Regions from separate parts of the Mus musculus genome. Here regions 2, 3 and 4 are each linked to region 1. Evidence: chromatin loops called from intact Hi-C (ENCODE). Cell type or tissue: heart. All regions are shown on one strand. Links, peaks and the distances in the headings refer to the core of each region. The heading gives the core; the rest is flanking DNA. Region 1 holds the start of Sema3c (sema domain, immunoglobulin domain (Ig), short basic domain, secreted, (semaphorin) 3C). Region 2 has its middle 70 kb from the start of Cd36. Region 3 has its middle 94 kb from the start of Cd36. Region 4 has its middle 260 kb from the start of Speer4f2.

The links. Hi-C counts contacts between places; a loop is a spot of excess contacts. Peaks named below come from ENCODE experiments on the same cell type or tissue, not always from the same donor. Only the 100,000 strongest peaks of a DNase experiment are listed, where the experiment ranks them.
Region 2: a loop joins it to region 1, with 13 times the contacts of the local background. A loop is called at or near these places in 14 of 42 quality-filtered maps.
Region 3: a loop joins it to region 1, with 3 times the contacts of the local background. A loop is called at or near these places in 2 of 42 quality-filtered maps.
Region 4: it touches region 1 in a loop (10-fold over the local background); 9 of 42 quality-filtered maps call a loop at or near these places.

What each region holds. Positions count from the first base shown.
Region 1 is chr5:17,571,885-17,576,475 of GRCm38, forward strand. It overlaps Sema3c (sema domain, immunoglobulin domain (Ig), short basic domain, secreted, (semaphorin) 3C), which reads left to right and starts at 2,932. Exons shown (of 18, transcript NM_013657.5): 1 at 2,932-3,081. In heart, for the core only: CTCF peaks have their summits at 1,938 (motif pointing left) and 2,706; a DNase peak (open chromatin) is centred at 2,757; H3K4me3 peaks cover 2,504 bases; H3K27ac peaks cover 1,411 bases.
Region 2 is chr5:17,764,286-17,768,285 of GRCm38, forward strand. No RefSeq gene overlaps it. Among named protein-coding and RNA genes, the nearest start is that of Cd36, 70 kb to the right of the region's middle. In heart, for the core only: a CTCF peak has its summit at 1,973 (motif pointing left); no DNase peak of the experiment used is centred there.
Region 3 is chr5:17,739,649-17,744,239 of GRCm38, forward strand. No RefSeq gene overlaps it. Among named protein-coding and RNA genes, the nearest start is that of Cd36, 94 kb to the right of the region's middle. In heart, for the core only: no CTCF peak of the experiment used is centred there; no DNase peak of the experiment used is centred there.
Region 4 is chr5:17,110,078-17,114,668 of GRCm38, forward strand. No RefSeq gene overlaps it. Among named protein-coding and RNA genes, the nearest start is that of Speer4f2, 260 kb to the right of the region's middle. In heart, for the core only: a CTCF peak has its summit at 2,124; no DNase peak of the experiment used is centred there.

The DNA.
Region 1 (4,591 bases), core at 256-4,255:
AACTTGGTGCGAGTTTCACAGGCTGTGATTAAATATAAGCTATTCGTCAGACTCTCCAAAGCTGCGTGAGTAGTCACGAAACACAGAACCGATACTCTGGGATCTTGTGTACCTAGTTTTAAGTTAAAATCCCTCCTAGGTCAACTTTTGATTCTTATTCAGCTTGTGGTTTGTCTTCATCGTCTTGATATTTACATAGCAGTGTGTGAGAAAATTCTATTTTATCCGAGTTTGTATATTAATTCGTGTCAAATAGCTTCACAGCTTTCAGTTGATAGTTTAATCATCTTCCTATCAATTCAATTGAGAATTTCGTACACTTGAAGATACAGATTCAGTTTTTGCTTACATCCATATGAAAACAACTGGGGAAGACATAACAGTGACCTTAATTTCTTAAAAACATTAACTACACATAATGTTTATTCCTGATTGCTTTTCAATATAGTCAGATGTTTCTGATTTGCCCCCGTGGTTTGTAAACCTCTGTCAAGAAGCTGCTCACATTTTAATTACATCTGTGTCCTAAAAGATAGCTTAATCCTTTCTATATTGATTTTTGAAAGAATACATCTGTTAAATATAACCTTTTCTCAAAATGATCTCATATAAGTTGGAAGATAATTCATGAAATATTATTTTTGATTTGTTGAGTTTAACTTGTCACTGTGTAAGAAAGTAGACTTAATTTTATTATGCATAGTTAAATGATAGTTGTATTTGCTGGAACGTGTAGTGGCATGACATCTGAACTTAATAAGGAGCAATTGCTAATTATCATTTAATATTTCAGGTGACAATGGTAGAAACTTATTCTCTTACCAATATTGAAAGCATGCAATTCAGTTATCCATATGCACCATGCTGTGCCATTGAATTTAAAACCAAAGTCAAACTATTCATCTGGTTTGACTCAGTTTCCATCACATCCCCTGTAGTAGCCTCCTTTCTAATCTCTTTCTCTGAGAAAGTGGCTGTTAATTGTATAGATAAATAAAGACACCGAACATTTGCCTGTTTGCTTTAGGCCTATTCCACTCAACCATGGCATTCTTCATGTTTGTGAAAAAGGTAGGCGTTTCCTCTTTTGTAAGTCTGGAAAGTATATACAGTGGCAGTTATGGTATAGTGTCCCCAATCCAGGCACATTCTCTTGGTTGGTTCATGAGGACTGTGAGTGACACCTAGGCTGACTGGCTATTATGAACGTTGGACCAAGGGACGTGAAAAGACAGAGATATAGATCTTCTGACCCCCCGTACTTTGGGTAATTATTTAGAGGGGGGTTGAGGGGTTATATGCTAGTTTTATCTTTAGTTTATAAAGATACTTCATACCGTTTTCCACAATAGTTGCCCTAATTCGTATCATCTCCCAGTCTGTGCAAACTGTCCGCAAGTTTTTTCTTCTTTCTTTGTGGTATTAACCATTCAACAGCTTTGAAGTGTTATCTCCCTGTGGCTTTCATTTGGATTGCTCAAGTGATGAGTGGTGTGGAGCCTTTTGTAGCATCTCTTGCCCATTCATGCATGTTTTTTTGAGGGAATCTACTTAGGTTCCTTGTCTACTATGTACTTAGCTGTATACCGCAGAGATAGTCCACCTTAAAATGCAAACCATCTCAGGCAGGCGAATCTTGCAACGATTATGAACTTCTTTAACTTGATTTTCACATATCTCAAATATATGGCAAAAATCAGACAATCCTACCTACTGGACATCAGAGGCGGTGTCTACATAGATACAAAGATTCTGCCCTCTAATCACTAACTCCGGCAACTCTCCTTCTTGGGTCCGACTGAGCGGGAATTCTCTTTTGTAATCTTAGAGGTGTTTCCCGCGACAACTTTGATAAGAATGTAAAGATTCTACTTCATTTTGTAAGGCAACTGAGGAAATACACAGGGAATAAATTGCACTCAAGGGTCCCTCACACAGTGACACCTACTGGGCTGAAGCGAACAGTGATTTTTTTTTTTTTAAGCCAGCTCTGCTCAGTTTACAAGGAGTGAAAGTCTTTTCTTTTGATGTTCAATCATTTAATTCAGTCTAGTCAGAAGAAGAAACCCCCTTCCACACACACACATCAAAGTCAGTTGCACGGCTTAACGAGTTTTCCTGAAAGCAGGGCTGCAAATAACTCGCCTGTGTGTAGATTTATGAGTCTCAAAGTGTTGGGACCATTGGAAACAGCATTCTTGAAAACAAAACAAAAACGTGAAAATTCTTACAACTTCTGTTTTGGGAGTGTCCCGGAGAGGAAGGTGCTGGATATGATTCAGTGTGGAAAGGTCAGCATAATTACTGATTTCAGGACGTTAGGGAAACGCGGCAGGAAACAATACTCAACAGATTACACTTCTGGGAAAGGGGGTTACCGTACGTTACTCTCCCCTAGCTTTAGAAATTTTGCTTCAGGGTGAAGACAAGATCCGTGCCCGTTTAAAACGGTAACTCTTTGCCTTAAAAGGATGCAGGGAATCTTCCTCTGGCAAAACAACTGCTTTGCACTCGGATATTTACAGCGTAGCCAAGCCTGCATGCTTTTCAAGAGGCGCGCATAGCAAAACTGGCTGAGCGCGCTCAGCGACTGTTCACTGCCAAAGGCAGCGCTACGGAGAAGAGTCTAGCCTGCAGCAGAGCCTTCCCGCGCCCAGGCCAGCCTGTGCTCCGCCCTCAGGCTCGCTGCCACCCGCGGCCAGGCGCTCCCTGGGTGGGGCGGCGGCCCGTGCAGATGCGGCGGGCCACGCGGGGCCGCTGCTGCAGCCGGCTGGGCGGTGCGCCCGGGCAGCCTCAGCCGCGCGCCGCGTCGCTGTAATCGGACACCGAGCGCTCGCCCCCGGCGCCCGGCCACTTGCCATTCACTCCGCGGTGCGGGGTTGAGCGACGTGGAGAAGGGCTCCGGGTGCCGCGGCTCTGCCGCCCGGGATTCTGCTACAAAGAAACTCAGCACCGGCCGGCAGGAATCCCACCCTCCGGACTCACTAAGTCTTTAAAGGTCTTCTGGGGAAAGGACCTAGGGGACTGGAAATCCAAGCCCGGAGCAAGTGGCTGACTTCTCCTGGATCTTTTCCCACCTCGGTAAGCCGGACTCAGATTTTCAGTCTTACTCAGTTACTGAAATAGAACTTTTCTGGGTCTGTGTACTGACTTGTTTTTCCTTTGGTGTGCTCAAGTCTGAGTATTTTCTTAGGAGCCCACGCGACTCATGAGGAAAGCGCTCCGGGAGGAGCTGAGCCTGACTGGAGGCTGTGGCACCTGCCAAGACTTTAAGTTGCTCCAGTGCCTTCTAAGGGGAAAAACACCGGTGGAAGCTACATAATATATTTATACTCTCGTATTTACTCATAATAGATGACCAAGCACTAGCCATCACTTTTAAGTGTGCGAGTTAAAGGGACTAAGTTGTAAAGGACTTGGGCGGGGGATGGCAGTCACAGCCCATCACTAGGTCGGACTGAAACCAGGGTGTTCTGATAGATAGATCAGCACTGTCTGATCTCCCATGTCATCTAGGCAATGTTCTTCGCAATTTATGGAGCATATCTCTTTTAGGGGAGGCATATCGGATTATGTACTGGTAATAGCAATATGTAAAAATGTACAAATGTCTCTAACTTGGTTAATAAACAGACTAAGGTTGGACATATTAATAGTATCCCTTCCCCCTGGTTTTAACTACTAAGTCAACAAATCCCAGGGGTAAAATTCTAAGGGAAAGTCACCCATAAAAATCAATTTTCTTCTAAGTTAATTTAGGGATGACAGGGTGAAGAGGTTGTGGAAGCAGGAAGAAACTGTTTCTTTTGAAAATTACCAACACAAACATCTCTAGGGTCTCCTCCATCTGTGTGGTAGAGGCAGAGAGTTTCATGTTGCACTCTTGCAGCATATGTGCTACCAATGAGACCAGTTTAGATTTTTCTTTGAGATTGCATGCTGTGTTTAATTGTCCTTTCCTTCTGTGTCAGAGAAACAGCCTTTTCAATTTTTAACCTCACTTCCTTATTGAATAGAATCAATAATGTATTTTCAATTTAAAAAAGCCATATAACACAAGATCTGTAAGGTTGCATTTCCAGACTAGACCTGCTTGTCATTTTACTGTATAATTACACTATATGAGAAGTGATGGGATTTCTGATGGCCAGTGGGGCTCATATAGGTTTGTTCTAACAGTACCTGGCCTCCCTTTATACTTAGACATTAGTTAATAGCTTATATTAATTTTATAGCTACAATTTTCAAGCAAGAATATTGTCTCTTTGATTCATTGTTTGAAATTTTGATGGCGCACTCTCTGGATGATTTATGTAAAATATGCCTTGGTGGATATGGGGCTCCAGTGGATTACTCACCACGAGGTCATTGGTTTAAATCTGGCAGGAGTCCATGGTTACCTCATCTGCATCACTTAACCACTGCCTGGTCATCTGCATGCACTGGCAGATAGCTGATTGGGGTGGTTTAATAATCAGGGATGGAGCACAGGTAGATTTATGTATGGAAACACTATTTCAGAGGCAATTAATCCAGAAGAATTAGTGAGCATGGAATGAATGGGTACCCATGAATAGGATGGTGGAATCTA
Region 2 (4,000 bases), core at 1-4,000, 190 kb after region 1:
ACCTTCATATTGAGGAAGATGGAGGACTCATCTCTTAGTTGGGAATGGAGGTATTATGAAACTGTAGTCATTTTCCTCTCTCTATGTTGTCTTTCACAGAATGTAGCCAAGCTGATCTTACGATGACCTCAAGGTCCAAATTGTCATGTTTTAACAGAAAGACAAAGCTATATTATCGGATTTGACCTGTATAAAGCGGTTATCAATTCAGCACATGCTCTTAAATTAATTATTGAAGCCAACACATACAGAGGGAGAACCAGGATCCCTTCCTGGATGGAAATAGCAAAAACCACATACATATTCTAAAGCCACTATAGGCCCCCTGTGGAAAATGACCTGCATACGTTCACATGGTGCTAGTTGGGAGAAGTAGCTTATCTAATAAAAAACAAAGTGAGAGAGTGATTGCATAATTGTTAAATTATAGAAGGCAGATGAGTGCTGAATTCCTCATGTCACCTACTCAGTCCTCTGCTTTGATTTACTTCTTGCTGCGATGCCAGGAAGAGTGCCTTTCAGTTATCATTTTGTGCTTACTCTCCTGGGCTCTTGTGTGTGCTTCTCAATGCGTTGGATAAACTGAACCTTATATCAGAGTACAAAACAGGCAACATTTTCATCTTCTTTGAACTTTGAGGAGCTCTTGTCCCATCCTCAGGGGTGTAAGATATTTGATGTTCATATCTGTTTGTAGTGCCAAGAAAGTGTTAGTGAACCCCTCCCAAAACAGACAGGAGCTGATCCAACGCAAATCACAACAGGGCCTTTATTCAAGCTAGCTTGGGCCCCTCGGCCCAGTGCCTACCTGCAGGATTGTTTTGGTGGAGATGTGTGCCCACATCAATTGGGGTAAGGCTTTATAGAAAGCAACAAGTGGGGAGTGAGCATTTCTAGCCTGGCAAGCATCTAATTGGAGAGCTACTGTGGCCTTTAGCATAATTGGCTGGTGCTGGGAGTCAAACCACAAACTTAACTTCTTTTCCCTCTGCATTGGTAGTAGTCAGACAAGGGCAGGCTTGGTGGGAATTTACTGGGAAACACTGGATTGTTGGGGGAAATTGACTCTGGTCTGTTGGGGTTAGTTTAGAAAGTGGAGCTAGGCTTGGGTTTTGTTGTGGGGGGAGGAGGTAGTAACTTGGAAACTAATGTTAGGTACCGGCCTGTTAATTTACCCGAGTTCAAGTTTTGAAAAATGGAGTCTGAACTTAAGAGATTTGGTCTCTCACTTTGACCTCTTCCACATTGTTCCATCCATGGGTGTCCAGATCTGCTGCCACCCATTCTAGAACTATTCAGGTAAAAGCCTGTCAGTCAACACATTAACATCATATTTTGCAAGACCTGTCCTTATCTCTCTCAACTTTTCACATAAAAACAAACACACATCTCTCTTAATTTTCCTGTTTTGTGGCAAATCATTCTGAAAATAGCCTTTCTATTTATTTCTTCCCTGGTTGCCCATTTATTTATTAAGAAAATCCAAAAATCTTGTGTATTCTCTCAGATGATTGAAAAATATCAAGACACTTTAGTCTGAGATTTTAGGGACATTCAATGACAATTAAAATGTAAGGTGGATGAGGTGCTTCCAACTCATAGCATTTGCTAGCTAGAGGCAAAAAGAAAAGGAAGGGGAAAAGAAAAGAAAAGAAATGAAATGAAGGAAGAAGGTAGGAGAAGGAACTATACCAAGACCCAAGTTTCAATCCATTCTTTATCCAATATAACAAATAAGTCCTTATTTACATATGTAGGCATGCCATGGCGTCAACTAAAAGGTGTTTACAAAGTACAGTATATGAAGCACCTATACATATGTTCAATTAGTGCAAGGTTTTATGTCAACGAATTGAATAAGCCTTTCAAAGCCAGCAGCCTGTTCTTACCATAGAATGACTTGCTCTTTGTTTTTTCCTCCTTTTCCTTTCTCATTGAGCTAACATTAGATTTTGTCTGCCATCTAGTGGAATACTGACAAATCACATGTAAAAATTTTCAAGATCATCCTTGTAGGAGTTTAAACCCATTTGTCTGTACATATAGTAAGTTTCTATCTTGGTTCAAACTTGTTACATTATATGTCTAGAAATTTACTGATTTTTAAAAAGATGGTCTTGGCTTTTTTGTTTTTCTTTTTCAGAATACATTTTCAAAACAGTATATAACTACCCTCTGGGTATTGCTAGTGTTTTTATCTCTGCCCACTGCCCCACACCTCCCCCTTCATTCTCTCTCCTTAGTTTGGCTGCTTGTCCATTTTACCCAATCTTTTAAAAGACTCAAACCTTTGTCTTACTAATTATATTTACTTCCTTTTTAGTTTTTAACATTGTTTTTGTCTTCGGCCGACAGAATTTGTCTCTCTCTGCTTTTCTTAAACCTTAAGTTTCTTTGTTTAGTTATTTATTTTAATATTCTCATATTTAATGTGAGCATTCACAGCTTCAAATGTCCTTCTTTGATCAGCTTTTGTTACAATTCCGTAGCTAATGAGTCACACTTTTGCTTTTATTGGCTGGGGCTTTGTTGTTGTTGAGATATTTTTTGTTTCTGTTTTTGTTAACTTTCTTGTTGATCTAACAATTAGCTCTCTGATCATTTAATATTTCTTCCTTAATCTTTAATGGTTTGGCTGTCTTCTTTAGTTCTGTAGTTTGAGTTTATTTTTACAATTTTTGAGTTTATTTGGAGTTATTTGAGGTTTGAGGTTTTGAGTTTATTTCTTGCTGACCAGATAAAATGTACATTTTTTTTTACAGATTTTATTTATTATTATATGTAACTACACTGTAGCTATCTTCAGACACAGCTGAAGAGGGCATCATATCTCACTATGGACGGTTGTAAGCCACCATGTGGTTGCTGGGGTTTGAACTCAGGACCTTTGGAAGAGCAGTCAGTGAGTGCTCTTACCCACTGAGCCATCTCACCACTCCTCTGTACAAATTATTTTAATTTTAATTTTATTTATTTATTTATTTATTTATTTATTTATTTATTTATTTATGTATTTATTTATGTATTTATTTATTTATTTTGGTTTTTGGAGACAGGGTTTCTCTGTGTAACCCTGGCTGTCCTGGAACTCACTCTGTAGACCAGCCTGGTCTCAAACTCAGAAATCCTTCTGCTTCTGCTTTCCAAGTGCTGGGACTAACGGTGTGTGCCACCACTGCCTGGCTATTTTAATTTTATTATGTGAAATTTGTTATATCTTGTAAAACATTTTATGTGATTAGAAGAATGTACAGTCTGAGGCAACTGAATGGACTATTGTGTGATGTCCCTTACATCCAATTAATCTCTAGTGTCATATGACTCTGGAGTTTCTTTTCTATGTATTATGTCGGTATGCATGTATATATGTATGTAGTGTGTGTGGATGTGTGTGTGTGTGTGTGTGTGTGTGTGTGAAGTGTATTAAGGTTCTGGTAGGGCATTGTAATCACTAACTGTTGTTGTGTTGAGGTTTATTCTACCCTTGTTTATGACATTGGGTATGTCTATATCCACTGAATATGTTCATATCATGGGCAAGATCCACCTGTGGCCAGACTGAGTAGAACAACACTGACTCTACTTTATGAAGAGAAGAGATTTGCCTGGTAGCACTTTGGAGGGTCAGTTCAGCTTCAAGTGCTTCACTTGGAGTGCTGAGGCTGCAATGTGCAGGGTAGAGCAACACAGTGAAGTCTCTGATTTCCTGAAACATAGTGTATGCTCTGCCCATAGAACACAACAGCTGGTATCACAGAGTTGTTCCTTAGTCGTCTGTGATGCTGGAATGTGCAATTTCTAGGCTTTGCTAGATGTTCTGGATCTAGCTTTTTGCCTTTACTGTGTGGAATAGCACTTTCCACTAATTTAAGACATAAACGATCAAGGAAAATACTCTTTCATCTTGACACTATAGCGAGAGGGCATCAGCAATTGGGATGGAGATTCATAGCATTTCCTGACTTCAGGGTTGGGAAAGGTGTTCCTATCTTCCCATGCA
Region 3 (4,591 bases), core at 356-4,355, 170 kb after region 1:
AATTTGCTTTGCACTAAGTGGTTCTCACAGAACAGAATACTCTGCAGTAAAAAGCATGATGGCAGGTGGGAAAACCAAGGTGGTCCCTGGAGCTGTCAAAGGAGAGCATTTTGCAGATGATAAAGCTGGGGCCTGCAAAGAGGTCACACATTTTGCAACAAAGCCAGGTTCTCAGTGTCTCCATGTAGGGCTTTTTTTCCATATACTCAAGTGACCCAGAGACATGGTTATGTAGCAGAAAAATACACACACACGACCAAACAGTTATTCTTCTAGGCTGTCAGCATCATATTAAAAAGGGGCTTGAATTCCTGAAATTCCAGTTCATGGCCTGGCAGCTGCTTAGTAAGCCTGCATAACTAGGCCAGATTTTTTTGGTCAGTCTCCTTTGGTTTTGCTCAGCTACACGTGGCTTTAGTGTGAAACGGGGCCAAAATTACAGAAGACTATTGATTTTCATGGATCTACAGCTGCTTGGGTAAGAAGCAAAGGGCCTCAGCCTCTGGGTCAAACTGGCAACTTTCTCTAGATTCCTCAACAGTAGTTAGGGATTCTCATGTCAGCATCCCCTCATTTCAATAGGGTGTCAAAAGGGAGATGAGCAGTCACAGCTGTTTTCAGGAAGTCATCGGAAAATAGCCATTTAAAGAGGCGAGGCAGTCCTTGACTTGTCTTTGCAGGGATGGCAGCACATCAGCTCCTGATTGGAAGTATTGGTCTGACATTACCTAATGTCGCCCTAATCGTCCCTGACTCTTCCTCTGCCTACCACTCCTTCCATCTATCTCAATTGTATTGCTACTGAAAGTTGACTATAACCATCAGTCATTACTGAGCCTAGTTGGAATGTAGGTTTTTCTGCAAAAGGTCAGAAACTACACAGAAGTATCTCCACTTGTAACATCATCCTCAGAGGTGCTCAGACCGACAATTTCCAGGACATTGAGTGACAAGGCTCTTACTTTTATAATCAATGATAGAAAGAATAAATGAAAATTACAAAAGAATAGAGTTCACCTTTCTTTTTTTCTTTTCTTCCCTGTACTTCTCAAAGAAATGTTTTTCTCTGCAAGCAGGCATATCAGCAACTGAGACTACACAATTATATTTTTCATTCAAGTCCTGGTACCTTTTGAGTTAACCTATGATGACGATTTTGCCAAAATGGTCAATTTTGCTTACTTTTCTTAGCAGACACTTGGTAAGTTTTATTATTTTGATATGCCCATTTTCAAATCAAATTGCTTTCACCAAGATATTATCTGAATTCAGCTGGGTAAGATTGTGAACGTTTATGAAGTAGTAGCAGCTCGCTTGCTCCAGTGGGTGAGCACGTTTGGAAGCTCCAGTGGGACCGAGCTTCCCAAGGGATCATCTGCTTGCTATTATGATGATGTTAGCATTGTCACCTACTGCAGATTAGGTTAACAGGACATAGGAAGTGAATGACACAATTTGCCTTAAAAAATAAAAATAAAAATAAAAATAAAAATAAAATAGAGGGGACTACTAGTGAGATGGCTTAGTGATTAAGATTACTGGCTTCTTTCCCAAAGGTCCTCAGTTCAATTCCCAACACCATGATGGCTCAGGACCATTTGTAAGAGGATCTGATACTCTCATCTGGTACTCAGATGCACATGCAGAGTGCCCATACATTTAAATAAATAAATAAATAAATAAATAAATAAATAAATAAGGTCCTCAGTTCAATTCCCAACACTATGATGGCTCAGGACCATTTGTAAGAGGATCTGATACTCTCATCTGGTACTCAGATGTACATGCAGAGTGCCCATACATTTAAATAAATAAATAAATAAATTTTAAAAACAATCTTAAAAGAATCCACTAGAGGTAAGGCTCAGTGATTAAGAGTCCTGGGTGCTCTTCCAGAGGTCCTGAGTTCATTCCCCAATATCTACACAGTGACTCACAACCATCTGTCACTGTAGTAGTGCCATAGTGTCTGATGTGGATCTCATGCCCTCTTCTCGTGTGCAATAACTTACATGAAGACAAAATACCCACATATATAAAATACATAAATAAATGAATCAATAAATCTGAGAGCGGAAGAGAGGGGTGAAGAGAGAGGAAGAGAGAGATGAGCCTACAAGAAAGAAAAAAGTAAAAAAAAAGAAAAACATCTCAAGGACAAAGAATGATGAGGACCTCATTTGATGAGCTTTATCAAATGGTATCAAGTCTGCATCAAAGCTTCCTTTTCATTTATTTATGTCTCTATCACTTTATGCTTTTTCCTTCAGACATTAGAGCATGGGCCTATTTTTAAAATAATTTTTCTTCATAATAATTGATCTTCAAAACTAGATTCTGCATTTCAGAGGAAAGGGAGTATAAATATTTTCTCTATTAAATATATTTTCAAAGAAAAATGTCTGTACCACATGTACAACTTTCTAATTAAAAATAGACTAGCTAATGAAGCAAGTGTCTTTAACCGCATTTTATGAATAAAGTTCTGTTAAATTACAGCTCTTCTGAAGAATTATCTACACTTCCATAGGAATTTGACCTGATGAGATAAAGCTGTGGTAAAGCAGCCTTTAAAATCTAGTTTGGAAGAAACTTATAGTAGAATCCTGATGAAGCTGACAATTAGAAATGACTCGGAGAAATAAAGAAAAGTCAAGCCAACCAGAGGGCAGAAATAATGGAATTTCATTTGAGGACTAAATGGATGTGAGGCGAAGCATAGAGCCGGCATACATTTCCCTTCAGGTTACGTGAGCTAGTGAGCAGAGGAGGTAAAGCAGAGTGGCCGTGAGGCCGAGGTTTGAAACCAAGCAGCATTGATCAGCCAGACACCTGCGTGTGGGAATGCGCAGGCAAACAATCCAGTTTTAAAATTAAGGAACAAAATTTCATATCAAACTTGCCATTTTTGAACCATCAAGTTTTCGGCTCTTGGTTTATGATTTTACCAGCATAATCCCACACATTGCGATAAACAGAATTTTTGTAAAGCATTATTTCTCGTGATGCCCTCACATTACATATACCTTACAAAATGTACATATGCATTACTAAATGCTGGGTCTCATTACACTGTTATCATATGACTATATAATATACTTTGGCCATATTCACCCCTCATTGCCTCCTCTAGGCCCTTTACACCTTCACACCGCCACTCAGTAGACTCTCAGCTTTTTCCTAAATTGTCTAAATGGATCCTACCAGGAAGAGAAAAAACAGTGTTTGCTTTTCTGAATCTGTTTAACAGGATGGTGTACTCTTTAGCCTCGAAGTTTCATTCTTTGTGACAGAATGAAACTTTATTGTGTGTATGTCCACACCATCTTTACACACTCTGTGTTAGTAGAAACGGAAGTTGACTCCGTTACTTGGTGACTGTGCTTAATCTAGCAGTAAATATGGATATGTCTGTATCACTATAGTAAAACAGTGATGCTTTCAGGTATAATCCCAAAGTGCTCCGGTTAGATGGAAAGGGGTACTTAGAGTACTATAGATATTTCTATATTTAGATATTTCTATATTGATTCCATTAGCAGTTCAGCTAATCAACATTATCATCAAATGTTTTTATAAGTGATTATTTTCATGATAGCTTGCTGGCACTTGTTTGCTTTTTAGATGACAGCCATGCAGGCTTTGGTGGAATGGGCTCTGGGTGTAGTTTTGATTTGGTTTTCCCTGTTGATAAGGAGGGTGAGCATTTCTTAGTGGATTTATTGGCAATTTCCACTCTGTCTTTCAGAAATTAACTGACTCTTTCATTTGTCCATTTACTAGTACAATGATCTATGTTTATTGTAGCTAATGTCTTACATAAGTTATATATTTTATATATTATTAATAATTCCCAATTTTGTGAATATCTGTTAAGGAATTTTTCCATTTTGTATACTGTCTCTTCATACTGATAATTATATCTTTTGTAGCTCAAAAGACTTTTAATTATTAAAATACTTTGTCTTCTTTTTTGCTACTATTAATTTCAAAGCTTAGGGTCTTATTTTGATTCATTTATTTCTTTGTTAACTAAGTTTTGTACACTGTAAGAAATAAGACTGGAATATCCATCTTCTGTGTGTGACTATGCAGTTTCCAAAACACTATTTGCCAAAGGACATTGTTATAGGTTGTTGTTGTCTCTTCTATTTCATTTCATAAATCTATGTCCTCTGAGTGTGTGTGTGTGTGTGTGTGTGTGTGTGTGTGTGTAGCTCTGCAGTATAATTAAAAGTCAGGTGTTAGAAAACCACAGACACTATTTATTTCGCTCAGGGCTATTGGGGTTAATTAGTGCTTTAATGTGTTAGAAATTGGAGAGGATATACAGACATATAAAAGATTGAGACTGGGATCTAAAGTAATATGAGCAACATCTTTTGAGTAATGAGCCTGGCAGTTTTGTCAATAGCCCAAGATCAGCAATGGCATATGTTGTTATTTAAGAATGACAATGTGGATCCTTGATCTGTAGTCTCCTGTGTGCCATGCTTCACTGCCAGCAGAGGCCAAGCACAATTGCAAAGCTTGGGGACCTGAAAGAGGATTGTTTCTTCTGTGCTCATCATTGGGTATACTTACAAACATA
Region 4 (4,591 bases), core at 356-4,355, 460 kb before region 1:
CATTGGGAAGAGAGGCCCCTTGGTCTTGCAAACTTTATGTGCCTCAGTATAGGGGAACGCCAGGGCCAAGAAGTGGGAGTGGGTAGGTAGGGGAGCAGGGCAGGGGGTGAGTATAGAGAACTTTCAGGATAGCATTTGAAATGTAAATAAAAAAAATATCTAATAAAAACTATGTCTTACAGAGATAGTCACAGGCATATGTGTCAGAGGCAATTTTTTCAATTCTGTCTTCTAAGTATGTCAGTTGACATCTGACGCCTGGTATGATAACACCTATAATTCAAGAAATTGGAGACCAAGGCAGAAGGACAGAAAATTGCAAGACAGCCAGGGATGCACAGACCTAAAATACCAAAATTAAAACAAACAATAAACATTTTTTAAGTTAAAAAGGGACTGTTTAATGAAATGTTACTGTACGTAAACTTTTATTTGAAAAACACTTGAGCATTTGGATATAAAATGATACCAAACCAATAATATTTATGCCAAATAATTTTTTAAAATTCCTTTAAGGAACGCTGTAGAATTTTGATTAAAAACAGGTGAACAGAATTTAGTTGTTCTCATATTTTGTATTATTTAAATAGTGTTTAAAAATTGAAAATTAACCAGATTTTATGAAACTGGATTAATAAAATGATTTGAAGTAATAAATGAGCTCATAACCAACAGTGGGTTCTGCTAGAGAAATATCTCACCAGCTAGAATGTGTAAAGCATTCACAAATTTCAATGAAAATCTCAGTGGGTAATCATCACCCTATTTATCTAAATTTAGAAGAAATGGTTGATTCAGGTGCTTTTTCAAAACCATGTCAATTTGTGTTACCTTGTGTAGTCATGGTGACAGACTGACTCTGTCTTTTCTAATAGGTGTACTGTTACAGCGCCAATAAAACCTTTTTCCAACTAATGATCCATATAAATCAGAGTATGGCAAGACCTGAATTATAGATTCACAATGAGACCATTTGTTCTGGCTTCACACGTGGGGAAAGTGAGCTGTCTAGAGGTTGAGGAGATAGCTCAGTTGGTGAAGTGCTTACCACATACCATAAGAATCTGTACTGAATCTCAGCACTCTCATACTAACCAGGCAGCGCCTTGAATAGCACTAGGTAGGAGACACGGGGGTTTCAGGAATTTTCTGACTAGCTAGATGAGTTGATCATTGAGCTTCAGGTGCCGAGAGAGCCTGTGTTTAAAAACTGAGGAAGACACATAAGTGGACTTCTGGCTGCCACATGTATTCAGACATGTGAACATATTGACATACACACAAAGATACACAAGTACACATATGTGCCACACAAAGACACAAATCAAAAATGTAAAAACAGTGGAAACAACAACTAGTACACCAAAGGAAGAAATGCTTCCATTCACCTACCGAGTTACACCAAGTTTTTCATTTCCTGGTCAATACCTAAGAACTCAGTTCTTATTTGAAATTTTGATGAAATAACAGTAGAAAGGTGTAGAAAATCTAGGAAGTATATTTTTAATGAGGGAAAATGGTAACAACTGGGGTACCAGAACACTACATAGAATTATGGAAGACCACAAGAGATCTACTGCATGTTTCTCAACATTGTCATGTAGAACTGAGAAGTTCTAACAGAGAGTGTGGTTATCTCAAGAAAACCAGTAATAGTTAAGATAATTTTCCCACAAAGCTAGAAAAGCTAAGTTCTGTCCCAGACAACCTCCAAATTAAGTGATAAGAAGCAACTGTGTGAGGAAGCCGACCTCAAACAAGCTGTCAGAAACTGGGCTTCTGAACATCCAAAAACCCAGGTCAATATGCAGGGTGTGGAGGTGCCTTAACATTATGTATGGTGCAGCTCATTTGAAGCTCAGAATAATTTAACCACTTCTTTTTAAACTTCTGACAATGTAAGCATAATTCATGACACGGTGAAATCAGTGACATCCAGCACAGTATTAAGAAAATATGTTAAATATCTGTTGGTGAGTGTTCAAGGTTCTATTGTGTTATAATATGATGGAGACTGAGCAAGAGTTTGACGACTGTTAACACAGCTGTGTAGACAAAAATCTACCCCATAGTTTATTAGAATGGGAGAATCATCCTCAAGTACTTTCTTAGTCAATTTCTGTCACCTTCCAGAGGAGGGAGCAGAAGAGCTTGTAGATGTTGTGAGCTAAGAAGACAGTCAGTGAGGGAGGGAGCTTTTATTGTAACAAGTAGGCACAGTGAGAACCTCTGACACATACCAGAAAAGCATGCTGGAAAAATTTACACACCACCAAAATAACATTGAATATTGCATATACCGAGGGCACAATCCACATGCAGAAGTCTCAGCAATTTAATCCAGGCCCTTAGGCTCTCCGTGTGGCATACATTTTAATTTCTTTACTGTAATATTTAACACAGCTATTTAAAATCAAGGTAAGCTTTACTTGAGCACTTGATTCAGTCCAGCTGTCTTAGTCTGTGGCTACACTGAATGGCCCTTTTGCTGAAAGTCCAGGACCAACACTTTAGTGTTCTCCAGTCTCATTTGCAACCAGCTTAGCTCCATAAGAAGCCCTCTCCTTTGAATTTAACTAAAGAATAGGATTAGGTTCTTATTTCTTTTAAAGTATTTTCCTGTCCATGCACCACCCAACTCTCTTTATCCTGGCTTTCCTGATACTGTTTGCTATTAGATACATATATTTTGGATTACAGATCTGGTAACATTGAGTGATACGTACCCTTGGTGTTACAAGTTGCAATTGCTTGTATGTCTCTTGTTTGAAGTTTACCTGGTCTCATTCTTACCAGAAATGAGTAGCTAATGTTTGAAGGAATGACATACATAAAATATATGAATTATCCTCAAATAAAAAACATGTCAATCGAATGTAAGTGTTAGTTTGTGTGGGGGAAGCAATCTAATTTGAAGTCAGTGAAAAGAAATAAGTTTCACCTGAAATATATCTTCAATGTTTATGTCTATGTTTGTTGATTAATTATGGTCAATTTATTAAGATTCAGTTTTATGTCGAAGAACTTCCAACTACTTTGGGTTCTCAAATAAAAGAAAAGATATTAATTCCTTTTCAAGTACATGTAATACTATATGTATTTTCAAGCCTACTTCAAATGAAAATTTTAATCAAATAAATATGAAAGGGTAGAAGTTTGGGGTAAAAGGTTTGAATTTCCATAAAATAAAGATATTAAATAATTTTTCAATGGCTGTTTTCATGGGCCATGATGTTTTTATTTCTTTATTGAAAGTAATGTCTGAGTCAAATATGTTCTCTCTTTTGTGGTTCTCTCTTTATTTTCATTTATGTATATGTGTGTGTGCCTCCTGTGTGCCGGGGCCCACAGAAACCGGAAGACGGCAAACAAACCACTGGAGATGGAGTTAGAGCAGTTGTGAGCTGAAACCCATTATGGTCAACATGAGCATCTGAATTTGGGTAGTTTGCCTGAGTACTACTTACTCTTTTGTTTAAAAAACATGTTTTTATTAATTGTTTGAGAATTTCATCTGATGGATTTTAATTATAGCATCTCCTTCCCAAATTCTTCCTATAGTCATCATCTTCGTTATAGTCTCTCTGCCACGTTATCTTTAAGCTCCCCCATCCTCACTCCATGGAATTTATGTGTTGACCAGGCACTATTTTGTTGGAGCTTTGTCTGAAATATGTTTGTCCCACCAAGGACTACACATTATAAATAAATGCTTCTCCTTATAGCTGCTATTAGATGTCAATATCTTTTCAGTTAATGGTGGTATTTTGTTTGTCAGCTCCATACATCCTGGGATTTCTTTTCTGGCTTAAGTTTGGATTTATGTTGTGGTTGGGATCATAGTCATTGTGAGTTCATATATGAAGCTGGCTGGGAAAACCTCATCTTCTTGAAGTTATCTATCACATCTAGTTCTTAAAATCTTTCTAACCCCTGTCCCAGGAAAATTTCTGAGCCTTATGAGGAAAGGGTATAAGTCTGCCATATTTAAGGTTGAATACTGGCTCTTAACTGGTAAAATTTCCAGTTTCAGAAAAAAATATCCTTTATATTTAGTGGAAACCATTAATTAATACTACATTTTTATAATATTGATTAACCAGTAGTGCTATTAAAATGTTCTTTCCTGTAATATTTAAACTCTTTATATCCTGTAGTTTTCTGAAGCTATAACTTGTGACTCATCAAAGGTTAAAAAGGACAGCTTAGTGGTATTGTACAGAGAATCAAGCACTTTCAGAATGTGTCCTTTACATCCCTGAAGGTATTAAAATTAATTCCCATGACAAAAGAGTGGAAGCTGTGTACTGTAGAATCTGGCAGGAGTAATGGGATATGCCTCTGCCCAGAGCAGACTATGAAAATGTTGCAGCCTTTGTTTTCATTTTACTCCAAGATCTCTCTTTCTTAGCAGAGCCACCCTCTTAAGAAAGAGCTTAAAGGAAGCAAGCCACAAGGAATCTGAGGCCTGAGCTAGTCAGTGCCCAAGGGATCAACCCCAGAAGTGAGCAAGGAAGCACTTGCTCTAGAGTTAGGTGCATCTGTTAATAACTGCTAAATTGCCCCCTCCTATGAGACCCTAAGCCAGAAG